Regions from separate parts of the Mus musculus genome. Here all the other regions are linked to region 1. A link is a loop called in an ENCODE intact Hi-C map of the cell type or tissue named here. Cell type or tissue: heart. All regions are shown on one strand.

What was found. A loop is a pair of places that touch in the nucleus more often than their neighbours do. Peaks named below come from ENCODE experiments on the same cell type or tissue, not always from the same donor. Only the 100,000 strongest peaks of a DNase experiment are listed, where the experiment ranks them.
Region 2: it touches region 1 in a loop (2.3-fold over the local background); 2 of 42 quality-filtered maps call a loop at or near these places.
Region 3: it touches region 1 in a loop (5-fold over the local background); 9 of 42 quality-filtered maps call a loop at or near these places.
Region 4: a loop joins it to region 1, with 1.8 times the contacts of the local background. A loop is called at or near these places in 6 of 42 quality-filtered maps.

What each region holds. Positions count from the first base shown.
Region 1 is chr5:23,888,398-23,893,397 of GRCm38, forward strand. It overlaps the pseudogene Gm9534. Among named protein-coding and RNA genes, the nearest start is that of Gm42228, 38 kb to the left of the region's middle. In heart, a CTCF peak has its summit at 2,533 (motif pointing right); a DNase peak (open chromatin) is centred at 2,524; H3K27me3 peaks cover 288 bases.
Region 2 is chr5:24,036,604-24,041,603 of GRCm38, forward strand. No RefSeq gene overlaps it. Among named protein-coding and RNA genes, the nearest start is that of Fam126a, 8.4 kb to the left of the region's middle. In heart, no CTCF peak of the experiment used is centred here; DNase peaks (open chromatin) are centred at 358 and 3,048.
Region 3 is chr5:24,051,619-24,056,618 of GRCm38, forward strand. No RefSeq gene overlaps it. Among named protein-coding and RNA genes, the nearest start is that of Fam126a, 23 kb to the left of the region's middle. In heart, a CTCF peak has its summit at 3,025 (motif pointing left); a DNase peak (open chromatin) is centred at 1,843; H3K27ac peaks cover 1,149 bases.
Region 4 is chr5:23,965,218-23,970,217 of GRCm38, forward strand. Fam126a (family with sequence similarity 126, member A) reads right to left here. Exons shown (of 11, transcript NM_053090.3): 11 at 1-141. Among named protein-coding and RNA genes, the nearest start is that of Fam126a, 63 kb to the right of the region's middle. In heart, no CTCF peak of the experiment used is centred here; no DNase peak of the experiment used is centred here; H3K27ac peaks cover 257 bases.

The sequences.
Region 1 (5,000 bases):
CTGGAGAGATGTCTCAGTGGTTAAGAGACACTGACTGCGCTTCTAGAGGTCCAGAGTTCAATTCCCAGCCACATGGTGGCTCACAACCATCTGTAATGGGATCTGATGACCTCTTCTGGTGTGTCTGTGAGTACAGCTGCAATGTACTCATTAAAAAAAAAGTAAGAAAGGGGCCAGACATGATGTTTCATGACTGTTATTTCATTTATTTTTAAGAGGCAGAGGCAAGAAGATTGTGAATTCATGGCCAGCCTGGGCTACATAGAGAGAGCTGAAAGCCTGACACGAGAAAAAAATGAAAAAGAAAGAAAGAGAGAGAGAGAGAGAGAGAGAGAGAGAGAGAGAAAGAGAGAGAGAAGATGAGCTGCAAATGAACCTCAAAGAGAGCAAAGGAAACAAGTTAAATAAAAGTAAGAAATAGAAGAGCCAGAGGCTGGGACGGCTGCTCCGTGGCAGAGCAGTTGCCTTGAGAAAGTGGGGCAGTGGCAGTGTGCTTTCTGTCTCAAGCACAGAAAGGAAGAAGCAAGCAAGAGAGAGGAGAGAGGAAAGGAAAGGAAGAAAGGAAAGGGTGTGTGTGAGAGAGAAGGAGTCAGGGAGGGAGAGCCAAACTGGAAATATAATGAAAATGAGGACACACAAAAGAGAGGGTATGAAGCTGGGAGTGGGGAGCAGAAGCAGATCTGGGAGAAGTCAAGGGGAGATCTGGTGGCAAACACCAAAACATGTGGCATGACATTCTCAAAGAATTAATAAAAAATTTAAAATAAATTAATTTTAAAAGCCAATGGAGCCAAAGCTGGTTTTTGGGAAACACTTATAAAGTGAATTACTCTATTTTAGACATGGAAATTTACACAGTAATGAAATGTTTCAGGGCTGCTTCTAACAATGTAATTATCATGAACATGATAGTAAGAAAAAGAAGATAGAATGTATACCATAGAAGTCCATCTATATAAACTTCAGAGACTAAATGACTACACCACTGAGGATTGTCAACAGCAGAGCTACACTGGAGTAAAGAAAAATCAGAAATGAGAGATAGGAAGGATGGGTGCCATGAGGCTCACAGCTAGTCCTCCAGGGTGAGGTGCTCACAGCTAGTCCTCCAGGGTGAGTTGCTCACAGCTAGTCTTCCAGGGTGAGGTGCTCACAGCCAGTCCTCCATGGTGAGGCATTCACAGCTAGTCCTCCAGGGTGAGGCACTCACAGCCAGTCCTCCAGGGTGAGGCGCTCACAGCCAGTCCTCCAGGGTGAGGTGCTCACAGCCAGTCCTCCAGGGTGAGGTGTTCACTGCTAGTCTTCCAGGGTGAGGTGCTCACAGCTAGTCCTCCAGGGTGAGGCGCTCACAGCTAGTCCTCAAGGGTGCGGACAGTGTGGCTGAGAGTGGTCCCTGAGAGGTGGCTTCAGAGCCGGCTGTGCCCTTATTCCCTGGGGTTCCACATTACCATATATATATAAAATCATGCTTTATAATATGTTTTGTTCATTTTCTTGTATTCATTCTACAGTTGGTCATTGAAAACATATCCCCTCTTCTCTTTTTCTTGTTTGCTTGTTTTTGCTGTTTTTTTTTTTTTCCGAGACAGGTTTCTTCTGTGTAATAGCACTGGCTGTCCTAGAATTCACTCTGTAGACCAGGCTGGTTTCAAACTCTCAGAGATCCTTGTGCCTCTGCCTCCCAAGTGCTGAGATTAAAGGTGTGCACTACTATACCTGTCTCATTTAAAACAAACACCTATATTTTGCATGCTCTACTTTGGGACATTCCATCATCTTTAATGTAAGTTTTCTTAACAATATAAAAACATTAACTTCATAATTCATATTACCCATATTGATAAGGCACAGCCAACATAAAATCTTGGACTCATGAGGTAGATCAAAGTTGCTTTTAAAACATAGACATCCAAATCATTATAATTATTAAATCCAAATTGAGCATATATTCAAAGCAGATTCTCCAGTAACTGAGAAAGTAGTGTTGCTTAGCATTAATATACTTTCAGAAACTAGCCTAGGCTAAATAAAAATGCAGGCAACAGAAAATATATACAATATATACAAATTAGGGAATTCCCAGATTCTTTTTCCATTGGCTTAAAGTAGTTGTCTCTTATTGTTCCGGGTGAAAATTTAGCGATGTCCCCTTTCTCAAGTGCAGAGAGCCAGTTACTCCATACTTTAAAAGACATGGCCTATTGGATAATGGAAAAGCTTAGTAGCTCCAGCCAGCCCAGTCTGGGGAGGTAGGACAGGCACCTTCAGTGGACTTATTCCTCAACAGTTCAGAGAGCATGTAGGAGTTGAGCTAGGAACAGAGCTGGGCTGGACCTGGCTCTCTGGGTGGGAAGAAGACGGAGGCACAAGAGAATCTCCAGGTTAGGGGGTGAAGTGCAAATTATGGATGATGGGAACCGGGTGTTTCCCATTCTCTGGATTTCCCACACCCGGGGGGGGGGGGGCTGAGGCAGAAGACTTGGTCTAAGGAAGAAAGGAAGAAAGACACAGGGAAACAGAAGGGGGCGCCCTTGTCTCTCTGGGATTAGAGCAGTAGTCCCTCCCTCATCCTCACTTAACTGCAGCACACGTTTGGTCCTTCTCCATCATCGCAGCCAGGGTGGTGGAAAGCAGGCCACAGAGCTCCTCTGCTCGATCCTCCAATATTTACATCTTACCCAGAAAACCCTGAAGTCCTCACAATAGTTTAAAGTGTTCCGTGTCCGACTCCGCTCATCCTTCACTACACCATTCTGTGTGATGACTTTTCAGATGCAGGAACATCATTCCTGCCCTTGTCTCTTCCACTTGCTCTTTCCTCTGTCTGGAATTCTCGACTCCAGCAGCCCTAATGGTCATCTTCCCGGAAGGTCATCTCCACCTGCTCAGGATTCAGGAGCTGGGCACGGCAGCCTGGGTCTATAGTTCTGACTACTTGGGAGCCTGAGGCAGGAAGATTGTTTGAAAATCATTTGAGTCTTCAAGTTTGAGACCAACCTAAGCTACAAGGACACTTGATGCTCCCAAAAAAGAGAGAAGGGAAAAACAAAAAAGAAAGGGAAGAGAAGGGAAAGGAAAGGAAAAATATTTTCTACTCAAATACTAACCAGTGGAAATTTCTGAAATGGCGGGAATGTGGTCCTGTGGAGTGGTAGGAAAGCACTGCATGGCTGTGAGGAGAGGAAATGAGGTGTGATAAGGAAATGAGGGTTATCACACGAGCTTAGCATGGAGCTCATGGGGAGGTTGGAGGACAGACAACCCGTGGAGTCAGTTTTGTCTTCCAGGTTTATGTGGATTCCAGATATCTGACTCAGAAGTCCAGCTATACCGAGAGACTTCACCACCCTTGAAACCCCCTTGCTTTCTCTCTTGCTTTCTCATTCTCTGTCTCTCTCTGTCTCTGTTTCTCTCTGTGTGTCTCTGCCTCTGTGTCTCTCTCTGTCTTTCTGTTTCTGTCTCTGTCTGTTTCTGTTTCTCTCTCTCTTCCTCTCTCTTCCTTTCTCTCTCTCTCTCTCTCTCTCTCTCTCTCTCTCTCTCTCTCTCTCTCTCTCTCTCTCTCTCTCTCTCTCTCTCTCTCTCTTCTTTCAAGACAGGTTTTCTCTGTGTAGTCCTGGCTATCCTGGAACTGATTTTGTACAGCAGACTGGCCTCAAACTCAGAGATTTGTCTGCCTCTGCCTCCTGACAGCTGATAAAGGCGTGCACTGCCATGCTTGGTTTGAATTTTTCATTTTAACAGAACTTCTATGTTCTAGCTGCAGCACCTACACACTTGTCATCTCCTTTGCTAGTAGTTCCTTACCATCTGTCGGTAATATACTACATAATTCTATATATACTACACTCCACTACTACTACTACACTATACTACCCTACACTACACTACACTACACTACACTATACTATGTAAATTAATCCTGGGTCATATTTATTGTTTGCTCTTCTTGCTACAAGGCAAGCTCCCCAAGGAGAAAAGTTCAGAGACAAGTTCTCAGTACCTAGGACAGATTCTGGCACATGGCCTATACTTGAAGGGGAATTTGTTTAGTGAATGAACAAACTATGGTGAGACCTGTACACTTTGTTGTGACCCAAGTCGGCTCTTGGCTAACTAGCTCTGAAGCTCCTCTTCTGCCTGGCTGGTCTTACTTTCTTCCAGCCCCTTGTTGTGACATGTCCATTCTTTCTCATGTGTTCTTTTGGGTTTCTCCATGATGAACTCCCTGCCGTCACACCCTGGCCTCTCCATCACACCACCCTGGCCTCTCCATCACACCACCCTGGCTTCTCCATCACACCACCCTGGCCTCTCCATCACACCACCCTGGCCTCTCCATCACACCACCCTGGCCTCTCCATCACACCACCCTGGCCTCTCCATCACACCAACCTGGCCTCTCCATCACACCACCCTGGCCTCTCCATCACACCACCTTGGCCTCTCCATCACACCACCCTGGCCTCTCCATCACACCACCTTGGCCTCTCCATCACACCACCCTGGCCTCTCCATCGCACCACCCTGGCTTCTCCATCACCACCCTGGCCTCTGGGTTTGACTCACTTGAGACTTGAGCACCAGCCTCTATTCATTGGGTTTCTTTTTTTTTTTTAAAGATTTATTTATTTATTTATTATATGTAAGTACACTATAGCTGTCTTCAGACGCACCAGATCTCATTATGGGTGGTTGTGAGCCACCATGTGGTTGCTGGGATTTGAACTTCGGACCTTCAGAAGAGCAGTCGGGTGCTCTTACCCACTGAGCCATCTCACCAGCCCCTCATTGGGTTTCTTACTCACAATTCAGACAGCAAATGGCCGAGGGCAGGAGCAGCCTGGAGTCCTGTCAGCTGGTTTTATTTGTTCTTCCAGAGAACAGCACAGCACTGCACGACAGTGCTCAGCTACAGACCAAGACAGACCTCAGGTGAACCCTGCATACTAGGCCATCAGGCAAAAGCTGGGAGACAAAGGCCATCTGCCTGCTCCACAGGA
Region 2 (5,000 bases), 150 kb after region 1:
GGCCAGCCATACAAATTAGAAACGATCTCTAGTCTTTCCCTGCTTTTCAGTCCTAGAGCTGGCCGTAGGGACATACTCTTACATTCCCTGTCTCATAGCAGACCCTTAGACCCCCATTTTGGAAGGATGTTGTCATACACCTGGGAGAAAAGAGTGCCGCCCAGAGACACCAAGAGGAATCTGAACAGACAGGCTTTGCTGGGTTCCCCCCTCTGTCTGTTAGCAGTAGACCATGCCTGTCCAGTCACACTTCTACATGCCATGACTTCAGTCCATGCTTCAGTCATGCTTACGCAACAGACTCCCATGAGAACCCAGAAGGGCAGGCTTCGGGAACGTCTGGACTGAACGTGTGGAGGCTTGCAGAAGTCTGAGAGAACTCATGCACCCAACTGCAAGGCACAGAGGCTCCTGCCCTGGAGACCAGAGACACCTCCCATCCAGGCTCGTGCATCTCTTTGTCTACCTGCTTATCTGTTTGGCTTTAAATATTCATAGGAAACTAGTAGGCATAGTAATATTAATGTTTCCCTGGGCTCTATGGGTCTTTTAAAGCAAATTAGTCAAACCTAGGAAGAGGTTATGAGAGCTCCAAATGTAAGTCTGATAATCAGAAATTTTGAAGGCCTGTATTTTTTCCTGGCATCTGAGCCTCTCAGCCTTAGGGAGGAAAAAAAAGTCAGAACTGAGGTATAGTAGAAAACGCTCATCTTGTATTTGTCACACAGCTGCTTGCTGGCTTGCTGGCGGGGAGAAGTCCTCACACATTTTGGGATCATGGGGGATGATCTGTGTCATGGGTGTGTAGAAGGAAAACCTGAGTTGTTCTGTCTCTTCAGATGGGTAAGCTAGATGGATCTCATTTTGCAAAGAGAATTTACTCTTCAATGTTCCTTATACATATTCCTAGAAATAATATCCCAGGGAAGAAGAAGAGAGCAAACTCCAAATCTTAAATGGAAAAGAAAAGACCAGTGCTAGGGTGCAACTCAGCGGCAGAGCATTTGTCTGGCACACGTAAAGCCCTGGGTTAAATCCCAGGGCAGTAAGCACTCTTAAGTTAAACTGTCATCATAGGAATTTGAAAGGGAAGAAATTACTTTCTCTTGTCTTTTAGGAAAGGAGTTCACCTCTGTCATACTTATTGATAAGCCATAAAGATACGTCTGAGAATTCAAATGACTCACTCCTCTCAAGTAACTGAAAATGAAAATACCCTTGTTATCTCCTAAGATATGATATTAGCCAGTGTCTCCCAAAAGAATTATTGTTGAAGGAGGACTATCATGTCTCTTTTGTAAGTTGTCTCTTTGGAAATATTTTGTGATCTAGTAAAAAGACATTTTCTTCATCACACTAGAAAGGTATGAAGCTTTATAATAACAGTTATAATAACTGTGACAATGTCACAGTTTCACAAGAAGACAAACCAGCATTGCACAAACATGGAGAAATCACAACCTTTGTTTCTTCATACGTTTTCATTTTACTAAGTGTTCTAAAAGATGTCTCATAAAAGATTTATTTTATTTTTAATTATGTGTATACATGCATGTATGTGTCTGTGTGTGGATATGGGCATGTGTGTGCAGGTGCCCATGGGGGCACTGAATGGCCCTGAAGCTGGAGTTAAAGGTTGCTGTGGGCAGCCTGTGGGTGTGGGAAATAGAACTCAGGTCCTCTGCAAGAGCAGTGTGCATTCTTAACCACTGAGCCATCTCTCCAGGTCACAATGTTAAGTTGTATAATCAAATAAGAGGAAGTACAAATTATTTTTTTTAAGATTAGGCAAAATCAGACTGTACATTGCTGGTTGTTAATTCTTCCTAAGTGAACTTCCATTAAACATTCTTCCTTTTTACTCTTAGCCAATGCATTATTCAAACTTCTCTAAAAGGCACTCCTCCAGCACTCCGGAGGCAGAGACAGAGGCGGGAGGATCTCTGTGAGTTCCAGGACAGCCAGAGCTACATACAGAGAAACCCTGCCAGAGAAGAGAAGAGAAGAGAAGAGAAGAGAAGAGAAGAGAGGAGAGGAGAGGAGAGGAGAGGAGAGGAGAGGAGAGGAGAGGAGAGGAGAGGAGAGGAGAGGAGAGGAGAGGAGAGGAGAGGAGAGGAGAGGAGAGGAGAGGAGAGGAGAGGAGAGGAGAGGAGAGGAGAGGAGAGGAGAGGAGAGGAGAGGAGAGGAGAGGAGAGGAGAGGAGAGGAGGGGAGGAACCAAGGAAGGTGCTCCTGAATCCTACAAAGAAGCTCCTGTTGGTGCATGCAACCAAAAGACCTCACTAGGGAATGTTCAGTATAGAACCGTGAGCCTGTCCATCAGTTTGCATTGCCAGATGAGATCCCAGGCAACAGAAAATATGCTGGTAAATGTGATAAACAATGACTGCCCCAGAGGAAGTTGAACTGTGGTTTGTCTTGAGTCCCCTGCAGTAATAAAATGCTTGGCCCACAGAGGAAGTTCAGAAACACAAATTAAAGGAGCACATAAAATGACGGCAAGCTTTCTTCCCCCGCCTCATTTTGGTTTATGGTTTCTTTTCAGATTTGCACACTTCTCTGCATAGCCACGGGGTACATGTTGGGAAATGGGAGGGGCCCCGTTTCCCACCACTCGCTCTGTTCACAAGAACAATATATTGCAATTATGTTTAGCTTCATATTTCGTTGGGTGCCACCTTAAATATCTCCAAAATACTTAAATAAATATTTCCCATGTATCAGAAAGCAGGAGTAGCAAGGAACACACATCTTTGGTTGCCTTGCTGAGCTCTTTTTAATGCCCAAAGCAACTGAATAAGACAGACACTGGAGGAAGGGTGGGTCATGAGCCCAGCTGCCCAGAGAGGGATGAACAGGATAGTGAGGAGAGGCACACCCCACAGCAGCTCTGGGTTTTAAAGGCCAAGGGAGTCCACCATATGAATAATACTTCCATGTTTTAATTCCGTTCTCATCTGCTTAGTCATCACCACACCCTAATACTTATGCCAAGGAAGTGTCCAAAACAGGGCAGAACATGGCTACAAAATCAGTTACAAAAGCCAGCTTCCGCTTCTCCTTCCACCTGTAAAAGTGACCCGGTTCATCATCACGTGATGTCTCTCAGCCTCTGTCCTGGCAAAGCCAAAGCACACACAATCTTTCACTTTCTCTTTTTACCCCAGCAGAGACATGGTCTGGCTAGCTACTCTGTGTTATTCGTAGGGTGTCATTCTTGAAACCTCTACCCCATAGGCTAGACCATGGCTCCAAGCCTTAAAGTCACCCAAAGATTTTGCTTATGCAGTGTTGGATTTTTTTAGCAAGATCATCTGCCAAAAACTTACAGGAGATTCAATGGTTATTCTTAAGAAAGAATATTGGAAAGAAAAGTGTAGAAATCTGCACTGGATGGGGCTAGAGAGCTCTGAGGACTGTGGACAAGAAGACATGACCCAAGACTGTGAAGAATGAGGGAGACCATTGAAGGAAAGCAGGTGAAACAAAGGATGGAGGTGCGGCAGGCTGTACGGAGCTGGGTTAGTCCCACCAGCTCTGCTACTGTAACATTCTACAGTAGAAATGCAGGGGCTGCAGATGTGGCTTAGTGGTCAAGAGCACCAACTGCTCTTCCGGGGGACCCAGGTTCAAGTTCTAGCACACACATGGCTGCTCACGACCTTCTATAACTCACGTTCTGAGCGATTTGACGCTCTCTTCTGGCTTCTGTAAGCACTACATGCATGTGGTCCGCAGACAAGCAAGCAAGTAAAACACCCATACACATAAAAACAGCAAAAACATCTTTAGAAAATAAGATAATTTTGAAATGCAGTAGTGTGCTGTTCCCTGACAGAGAACGTATTCCAAAACCTTGCCACAGAATGCCTGGGTATATGAGCCCAATATCAAACCCTATACATACTATGGGTTTCTCTCAATATATGTATACCCATGATGAAGTCTAGCTCATAAATTAGGCAAATTGAGAAATAGACAACAATAATCTAATAAAAATAATTTCAGTATATTCTGTAATTTTACTACCACCATCACTATGTTTATACATTGGGGATTATTAAGTAAAATGAATGGTGCTTGAACAAGGCTGTGATAGTGAGACAGTCCAGATTCTAAGACAGCTCTAGGGGCTAATGGGCAGGCAGCACACATGGTGCTGAACAAACAAATGCTTCCTGTTCTTGGTGGTAACCAGCAGACCAGCCTAAGATTTCACTGTGCTGTTCAGAGTGGCTCAACATTTAAAACTCATAGTGACTCATTTCTAGGATCCCCACTAATATTTTCATACTACTATGGACCATGGGCAACTGAAAAGTTAGGAAACAAAATCTTGGGTGAGGCAGGGGGACTACTGTACAACATATATGTTAAAAAAAGTAAAATACCAAAACTACAGTTTACTCAACAGTATCACTGGGGACACTCTGCAACCAAGTTAAAAACCATGCTGACCAACTGCGATCCCAGTTGGATCTATTGCCAACCACCGTCCCGTGTCACCGTCCCCAACCCCACCCCGCCAAATCACTTTAGTTTACCTCTACCTGTTCAATTTCATGAGGTGAAATCATATGGGACTTAGACTTTCAGCTCTGTCTTTGTCTCTCAATATTGTTTTTGCAGACTCCATATGCTTCCTGTAGCTCTGGTTGGTTCATGTCTATCCCTGCATACTGCTTTCCTATATGAATATGCTTTGGCTTCTTGGGCCATTTGAGGGGACATCTGTGTGACTTTTCATCCTTGGGGAAGGCACTGTGACAGAGAATGTCTTTGGGAGCATCCTGTGCACGCCTCTGGCTCACATGTACTTGCACTTTCCTGGTACACGGCTAAGAGTGGAAACACTGGCTGGGGGATCAGCACAATCTCTCCTTTACCGATTCTGCCAAATCACTTTCCAAACTGCTTGTACCTCTTACACACCCACAGTTGCTCCACATTCTTGCCAATATTTGAAGTATCAGTCTTTTAAATTCTAGCTATCCAAGTGGG
Region 3 (5,000 bases), 160 kb after region 1:
AGACTCCATTTTAGAGAACCTGACCTAAGTGTGAACTCAGGTAAACTATCAGGCTGGTATCTAGCATTAGTTTCTAAGTTGCCCTCCAACAAAACCTGAGCTTAGCTCCAGTCTCTAGGCCCTCCAACAAGACCGGTGTCTCCAGGTTATTCCCCCAACAAACCTGCACCCCAGGTTACAAGCCCACCTTCTACCTAACGACCATCAATGCAGAAGGGAGCGGAAGTTAAGTTTATGACATGACGCCCAGCACCAGCCAATCATGTTAAAGGCCACAAGAGCTTCCAATTAGATGCTTGCTCAGGTACTTCCTGCTTGCTGCTTACTATAAAACCTTGCCTCATAGACATTCGGGGCTCCACCACCACCAAAACCGTCCTGCATGACAGCAGGCGGGGCACTGGGGTGGGTGGGGTGTGCGAGCTAGCTCGAATAGAATAAAGCCTCTGCTGTGAGTTGCATCAGATCCGCTCCTGTGTGTGTTTGGGGGATCACTAACATTTCCCTGGCTTGACACACAGTTGCTGCTTGTTCCCTCCCTGCCTGCCGCCCTGTGGAGAGTATTATCTGTGAGTGAAGGGGGAATATTTTGGAAATTTTATTTATCTCCCCAGTTAAGTATTTTCACTTGTAAGTGACCTTGTAAAGTACAACCAGAAATAGGAAAAAATAAAACAAATCTGCCTGTGGCCTTTTCCAGACCTAAAACGCAGACAAGGACAACTCTGGAAGCTCTTGTCCTTCTCCCCATGTCTGTCCCTTCTCAACCATTTCATCCCACCGTCTTCATCCAGGAGCTTTGAACCTCTCCCGACCCCTGCTATACCTTTGCCCATGTGGATCAGCTGATCCTCCAGAGCAGCGGGACAAACTGCTGTGGTTTCCCTGAACACTGCTGGCTCTGAGCAACCATAGTAAGGAGGGAGGTTTTTACCACTAAGCTCAGCAGAGTGAAACTGTGGCTTCATGGTTCACTCCGCGGCTTATGAAGAACTGTTTAGGACATTTTTTTCTGTCTCTTTATCATCTTTAACAGTGAGAAATGACAGCATTAGGAAGCATTCACTTTAAACTCTTGGACAGAAGTTCCTAGGTTTGCTTTGAGTTTTAATGTTATAGTTGGTAGTAGGTTATTTAATTTTGTCATCTTGAAGACTAACAGGTACTTTGGAGAAAGTTTATAATAAATAGCTTCTGAAGTTATTTGATGTTCTCTCTCTCTCTCTCTCTCTCTTTTTTTTAACTTTATTTGAGCACAGTGGATGTTTATGGTTTTGTGCTTTATGGGGCTGAGGCCAAAGGCCCTTACAGACAGTTTTTGAAGCAAATATTTGCCATCCACTTAGAGAACGACTCTATAAAATGTTCTTTATTGTAATTGAGATGCTCTACCAATCACAACACTGAATGTATATTATTGCATTTCTGATTCATTGAGAAAACACAAAATAATAAAAGTTTGGTTTATTCCTTCTCTACCACAATGTCAGGAATACCCATGGCAATTTATATTGTTCTTCACGAGCAAAGGAGATTATAAAATTAAGAAAAACATCCTAAATCCCATTTATTTGTGGTCATTATTAATCACTATACTTGAGCTGTTATACATAATTATAATGTATAATTATTCTAACTGCTGCATGAATATATTTTTGATTACTAGAGCGAATGCTGGCTTAATGCCAAGGACCTTGACATTCCATGGGCTGAAGGCCAAGGACACCAGCGGTTTGTTTTGTTCTGTTTTTCAAGACTTCCCCGGAGACTGCACTGAATAGATTCTACTGACCACAAATGAATGTTATATTTTTAACCTCCCTGGAAAGATATGAATATTTCTAGTAACAGGAGTCAAATTACAGACGAGCTCAAGGGCCCTGCTGCCCGTCCCATGATCCCTCGTTAGCTTCCCCTTAAACAAGCATTTGCATACGTGTGGGTATCAGAGCTCTTGGTAAAATTAACTTAGTAAACTAAAGATGTGGAGCAAAGCAGAAACATAGCTGCTAAGGGTCTCTGGAAAGACAAAAGGAAAGAAGGGCGTCACCCACCATGAGCTGGAAGGAAGGAGAAAGACCTGAGGCAGCATCACTCACTTCAAGCCTTGCAACACCATCAGACTAGAGTCTAGATATGTACTCTAAGTATTTCTGTTATAGGAAATATTAAACGAAATATGTACAACACTTAGATTTCTTATTCTGTAGCATTCTAATTATTCAGGTCTATATGCAAATTCTGTATTCATTTGATCCTTTAGCTTGTAAGCAGTCAGCAAAGGATACTGAACAAACCTGCTTAGTCATGGTGCTCAAATGCTGCAACCTTTGCATACATGTTCATGAAATGGCATTGAGATTGACTCCTGCCATAGTGCCCTGGTGGCATAGTCACTTGTTAGTTTATCTACAATTTGTTACTGAAGGGTTACTAGCTCCTGTGGCCCTGAGTGTAGTTATAGATGTTACCAGTGAAACATTTTCCTCCTTCTGTCTTCTCAAGGGAGAGAGCACAGCTAAGAGACACACACAGTCTAAGTGGAGTTTACTTAGCAATGCAAAGGGTATACACTCTGGAGAGAGAAAGCGCAGCAGGTACACCCAAAGGGGGCAGTCGGTAGCCCTCTGGTTCTTTGTGGTGGATTTTTAAGACGTTGTTGTGAATGTTCATGAGACGTGCAGAATATTTATGTAGGAAGGTGGTCCTTTTTCCTTCCCCACACTATGATGGACAGATCTCTCTCTACTAGGATATTTCTTCCCATGATTTTCTTAGAAAGGGAGGAGGTCAAGACCTCAATGTAAATATGGAAACTATATCATAATGAATTCCAGGTCTTTTGCTAGTGCATGTGTGTGCCAATTTCTGGGTTTCTAATACAATAGAAAGAATATAACTGGGCTGGAGAGATGGCTCGGTGGTTAAGAGAACCAACGGCTCTTCTGAAGGTCCTGAGTTCAAATCCTAGCAACCACATGGTGGCTCACAACCATCCGTAAAAAGATCTGCTGCCCTCTTCTGGGGTATCTGAAAACAGCTACAGTGTACCATATAATAAATAAATAAAGAAAATTTAAAAAAAAGAATATAACTGCAACATCAGAAATGCTTAACAGCCAAAGGGCTTTCAGAGGATGTAGAGACACAATTACCAACACACAAAATACAGCTACAGTTTTCTTAGTTCCCTCAAGCTTAATTTGCTGTGTAGATAGTCCAACATAAACCAAACAAGATTTTTAAGTAAGTTAAACATCAAACAAAAGTAAAACAGAAAGAAAATTGGTTCTACTCATCCTTATTCAAGCAACAAACTGAATAAAATAATGTATAAGAGATGGGTGGATAGCTCCATCCATACGTAAAGTGTCTTGCAGACACACGGACTTCAGTTCAAACCCTAGAATCCACAGTAAAAAACAAAACCAGGTGTAGTGGTACATGCTTGTAATCCAAGAGCTGGAGAAGCAGAGACAAATGGTTTCTGGTGTTTGATATTCAGTCAGCCTGGCCTTCTTAGAGTTTACATCCAATGAGACACTCAGTCTGAAAAACAAGGTCAATGGCCCCTGAGGAATGACACCTAAGGCTGTCATTTGGTCTCCACGCACACACATGAACATATGCTCACATGCACATACATATATACATAAATAACATATAAAGAAACACATAAACATAACACATAAAGAAAGTAAAATATGAATATGGATGAAATGTTAAGAAATGTATAGCCTATTTATTTTATTGCAATAATAGTATTATAGTTAGTCACTGTGTTAGAATGTTGAAATGAAGTGACAAGATAACCTGATAACTTAAGTGAGAAAGATGTGTTTTAATTTAGTAAGAGGTTTCAGAGGTTTCAGCCCATGTTGCTTCTAGATCTGTAGTGAGGTAGAATCTTAAAACAGAAGGAACATGAACTCCCCAGGACAGCCAGAAAGCAGAAAAGAGACAGACAGGAAGGGACCAGTAAAAGTACATATTTTAAAGACATACCGTTAAATAACATCCTATGTCCAACAAGGTTCTACCTAATTTCTATCACTTCCCATCAAATTGTGAATTTGCCGATAATGAAGTCAGACCCTCCATTAGCCAGTCATTTCCCAAAAGCCCACTTCCAAACTCTGCTGCAAGGGAAACAAGGTTTAAATGGCACTGGAGAAACACTTTAATACCCAGCTGTGATGGCTAGCTTTAGTTTTCAATTTGATATAATTCAGAAATCAGCTGGGAAGAGAGTCTCAGTGAGGGATTGTCTACACTGAGTTGGCCTGTGGGCATGTCTATGGGGGACTGTCTCAACAAAGTTAATTGATATGGAAACCTCAGCCCACTGTAGGGGGCACCTAGGCAAGGGGTTCTGAACTGCATATGCATGAGTGTTTTGCCTGTGTGTATGTATATACACCGAGTTCATGCCTAGTAACCTAGAAGGTCAGGGAGGGTGTTAGGATCTCTGATACTGAAGTTATGATTGGTTGTAAGCCACTATGTGGATGCTAGGAATTGAATCCAAGCCCTTCAGAGAAACAGCAAGTACTCTAAACAGATAAGCCATCACTTGTGGCCTTCTTTTGATCAGAGTATTTTATAACAATAAAGTAAATGAAACTAGGATGCCAACTATGACAAATATTTTTGTTTGTCTAGAACATTTACCTTTTGAAAGTACATATTTTTTTCAAATGAAGTAACATCATATCTATTTCTACTGCAAAATAGATGAGTAGAAGGAGGAGATGTTAAAGAAATAGTAAGCCAGTAAAAAGGGAATAAGATTGAATGAATTAGTCATTGAAGATAAATGAGGGATATATAGGCTTCATTACATCACATTGCTTTCCCTTTTGTTTATATTTAAATTTTCCAGTAATTTCTATTTATTTTTCTAGGTATGTCTTTAGCCAGAGTGATGAATGAAAATTTCAAAGGCTTTGGAGTCAAGTAAAACAATTACAAAACTTGTTCTTTTCACAAACTAGTTAATA
Region 4 (5,000 bases), 77 kb after region 1:
CTACACTTGTCTTGTTACTACAATTGTGACTACTGTTTGATAGACCCGACTGGCTGGTGCTAGACGCAGCCCTGGAATAAAATCCCTCGTCAACTTCAGTTATGTCCATCAGTTCTTCTTGACCTGTTAATTCTGTATCTCCTAAACAAAGAAATGACAAAGATTAATTAACATTAAATATCTTAAGTAACTTTTAAAAGAGTAATACCAAATCAATTACATTGCAATCAATACCTTAGTAGAATTTCTTAAAGCAATAGATTACAGAACAAAAATCAAAGGATAAGTTGAAATATTTTATAAATGTCAAAACACATTCATTGTAATTAAATGACAGCGATTTAGAATATATTAAACCACAAGCATGCTGTAAACTACCCCACTACAGTTTTATGAAGAGTTCTCCTATATGCATGCAAAGAGCAGAAGCAATTAGAAAGGTCAGACATTAAATGCTGGTGATGACCTCTGTATCGTAGCTCCTACTAATAAACTTAAGTTAAAACAGAAATATATGCAGAGAGGTTTTTTTAGGAAGGTTGTGTTCTCCATTCTAGATACTCTTAGTGTGTGTATATATATATATATATACATATACATACATATATACACTGTAACTATCACAAGCTCAAAACTTGTTAAAAGTCTATATACATTACCCTTCATATTTAAGAAATGGAAAAATCATTTTAGTTCCAAAACTTAAGCAGAAAATTACTTCAGAAGCAAATTTCTGCCTCCGTTTCTCTAACAAATTCCTGCTACTACATAGGGTGACCATTCTGAAGAGCATTAAAGGTCGTCGAGAAATTACGATGCAAATTCATGCACTTTATCAGATGACATGCAAATCGTCTGTGACTGTGCAACTGTCGAGCGCGCACATAGCATGCACGGTGCCCCTGCCTCAAGGTACCTTGGGCTGCGGCTACAAAGCGTCTGCTAAAACTGCACTCTGCCAGCTGTGGACATTCCATCCTCCATCATTTTTCTTACAGATTTTTGCCTCCTGAGTTCGGGCAAGCCTCTGCTCTCACTCCTAGGGTCTGTGGCTGTTTCCTGCACACCCTGCATATGCTGGGCGTCAATGTCTCCTAGAGCTCTGCCTTTTTCCCCATTCCCGGTCCTCTCTCCGGACACATGTGTGACACTAATCTCAGGAATGACAAGGATGCCCGCTTCAGCAGCAGCAGCACAGCTGCTCTCAGGTTGCTCTAGGATTGAAGATGATCAGACAAAATGATGGCTGAAGACAGAACAAAAGAAAATGCCAACCAAACAGCAAAACAAAACAAAAAACCAAAGAGAACAAAACTGGATGATTGAATGGTATAACTTAAGGCAAACACGCACACTGTCAGTCCCTTCATTTACAATCCTGCGGCAGCACAGGAGCCCAGTGAGCATCAGTTCACTTTCTGTATTTTCACACACATTTTACATGGAATATGAAACACATTTTTTTCACAAAGGAAAACAGAATGCCTTTTAAAAATATTGTGACCAACTAAGTTTACATAAACTTTAGGTAAAAGCTCCCAAATTATAGGCAAAAACTCTGTCTCTTGTCAACAATGATAACCAAAGTAATTAGAAAGTCCCCTTTGTACACTTCAAATCTTATTTTTTATTAGACTACATCCAGTCTGACTTAATAATCAACCATGATAATTAAGGTACTGCTTATTCAATCATGCCTTGGTGCTTAGCAACCCTTCTTGTCTCACACACTCAGAATCTCAAATATCAGTAACATTTATGTGCTTAAGGTAGAATTAAGCAGTCCATTTCTTCAGGTTCCTATTGAGACTATACATTTTGATGTGCTACAATGAAGAAAAATGAAAACAAGATATGAAAAGCCAACTGGTTCTCAGTTTACCCTGAAAACAGCCTCAGTAATTCAAACAAATGAACAAAACTCATAACTAGTAAATATCTATCAAGATAACTTTATTCTGTGCCTTAAATATAAAAGGTTTTAAAGATCTTAAGTAAATATCTATAATAAGTAGTAAAAATAACATAAATATGTGAAAAATAGACCAGTGGTGAAATTTAAACTCCATAACAACAGACAAAACAACCAAAACCAAGAACACTGTATACCCATTAAGATGTAGCACACAAATCTGTTGAGAAGAATGATTTTGTTTGCGGAGCTAGAATCGTCAAAGCCTTATGAATTTTGCTGAAGTCTGCTAAACAGCATGCCACAGTAAAAGAACAGAGGCCACAGCTGCACGATCCAGGGAGGCCGAGCTTCACTGACATCTGCCATCCTGGAGCCTTCCAGGTGCCCATTTTCACCACAGCAACCTGATTCATCCATAGGATGAAGTAGTTTGGGCACTACACATCTTGAGCTCCCAGGTGACTAGCATGCAGCTGTTTAGAAATCAACGCTCTGCTCTGAATCCTTCACAGTTTGAAAGTGGATTCCCACCCGGGCCCTGCCTGCCACGGCTAGCCACAGGGAACACTTTCCATCTCCTTGAAGCTCCTGTTGCCCCGCATCCATGATCCTAGCCTGATCATGTCTGATTTGCCTCACATACCAAGTTCCCCATTCTCAGGCAGGCTGAGGCTAGTGGGCTTTGGAACCCCGCTGTTCCTGTGTGTGGAACCAGCTAAGCCTACCCCCACTTTCCAACAGCTATTTTCAAAAGTAAGGGCAAATCGGTTCTTATCATGGTGTGTGGCAGAGGTTATAGCAACACAGAGTAGTCACCATGACACTGTTGGGTGGCAGCCAAGACTCGTTCACTTATACTGTAGAAACCACGTCAAGAAAGAAAATTACAAAGACATTCAGTTCAGAGGGAGAATAAAAAATGTTGGCAGTTACCAGGGCATAAAAACAAAAACAACAACAAAACAAATAAAAACCAACCAACCAACCAACCAAAAAAAATCTCCAAAAGTAACTAATATTTAAGCTTTATAAAAAAAAATTTTTTTAAGATACATATAGGTGTTCTAACAGAATAAGGGATACTCAACAGCACTTTTTTTTAAAGCACATTCTTACATATTACTCTATAATATTCTCAAAACAACATGGTAGTGAGACTCTGAAGTGGACCATTTAATTAATCCCCATTTGCTAAGAGGAAACTGCAGTTCAGAAAGCACTAGGTAAAGAAATGAGACTTTTAGTTTCAAATGTCCATCCATCCACACAGTGAATTCTAACTCAATTTGTCAGAACCAGCCTGACGCAAACATTCTCTAACATCTCCCAACAATGTTTAATTTATCTGTCTAGATTCTTGGTCACTTCAAAGAAGGCAAATAATTTACTGTGGCTGAATAAAGAGTCACAGTAAAAACACTCTAGAAGAATACCTGAAGAATTTATAACTCAAGGTCAGTTTGTTTTTATTTTTAATTGGTTTTATTTGTGAAAACATGCTGATGGAAGTTAATGGTTTAAAAATGTTGATTCGCCAATAGAAATTTGCAGGGAGTCAGAAATGGAAGAAGGGTATTTGTAAAGCGAAGCTAGCAGATGAATTGTTAGTCACTCTCAGGACAGAGGTCAGGGGCTGAGCAGAGAGGAAATCATGAAATTAAATGTAACAATAACCTCCAATTAAATTAAATGTGGTTGTTCTAAGGGAACTGAAATGTCTGCGTACTCAGTAAACTAAACAAAAAGAAAAACATGTTATTCTGGAAACAGCAAGAAAGAAAAGACAACTCTTAGGAAGATTAGACAGTGGAGAAACATGATTATATAACCCAAGTATTTAGTACATAATCCTTTCCTTAATGTCTCTTCAGCATTTTCTACTGTGAGACTCTTGTGCCTGAGTCCCTTGTTCCCCAGCGTGTTGGACTGGCCTCCTGGGCTTCCCCAATAGCTGGAAGGCACATCTTACTTCCTCAGAAACCTCGTCAATGAAGACTTCCCTGTCGCCCCATCAAAAGTCTCAACATCCCTACATTTCATATGCCTTCTCTTCTATTCTGTTTCTTTAAAAATCACTTATAACAAGCTACAGTTACCTTGTCTACCTAGTTGTATATTCTACACAGATTAAGTGTTATTTGGCCACTGTTAAATGCCTAATACAAGCTTAGCAGAGACTATTACTGGTTAGTGTCTTTTTTAAATTTTTAAAATGTTTATTCTGTATGTACAAGTATTTCTCATGTACACACACACACACACACACACACACACACACACACACACACACACACACACATATGCACTACCTTTGTGCCTAGTGCTGTGTGGGCTAGAAAAGGGCTTCCAATCCCCTGGAACTGGAGTTAAAAATGGTTGTACTCCCAACCACTGAGCCATCTCCTTAGCCCTAATAAATGTACTTCTTAATTAACTGAATGAATCTCTATTACACGATTATAAATTAAGATGAAAATATAGAACATAGGAAAAAGGTAAGCTTGGAAAATGTTTTTTCCTTTTAGTCAGTCAAGTAACTCACAGCTTAAGATAATAAATATTTTTAGGTGGTAAAAAGAACAAAAGTTTGCCGGGCGTGGTTGCACACGCCTTTAATCCCAGCACTTGGGAGGAAGAGGCAGGCGGATTTCTGAGTTCGAGTCTAGCCTGGTCTACAAAGTGAGTTCCAGGACAGCCAGGGCTATACAGAGAAACCCTGTCTCGAAAACCAAAAACCAAAAACCAAAAACCAAAAACCAAACAAACAAAAGAACAAAAGTTCATTGTTTCAGAAAAATGACATAGGCATTTCTAAATGTAGGTTTGTTACAATGCTTAGGAATATCAAAAATCTTTTATAAACTAGTTCATTTTTATTATGTTATACAAAAAAACTGACATTTATAACTAGAGAGAGATAATTCTTTCTTTAAGAAAATTATATAGAAGATGTTTTAAGGGAATATAAATTATATAACAAAAGAGTTGCTTTTCCTTGGAACTCAAAAATGTATGCAAAAGACATTATGATAAATTTATATCCATAAAAAGAAATATTTACAATTGATTTCAAATAATTTGAAAA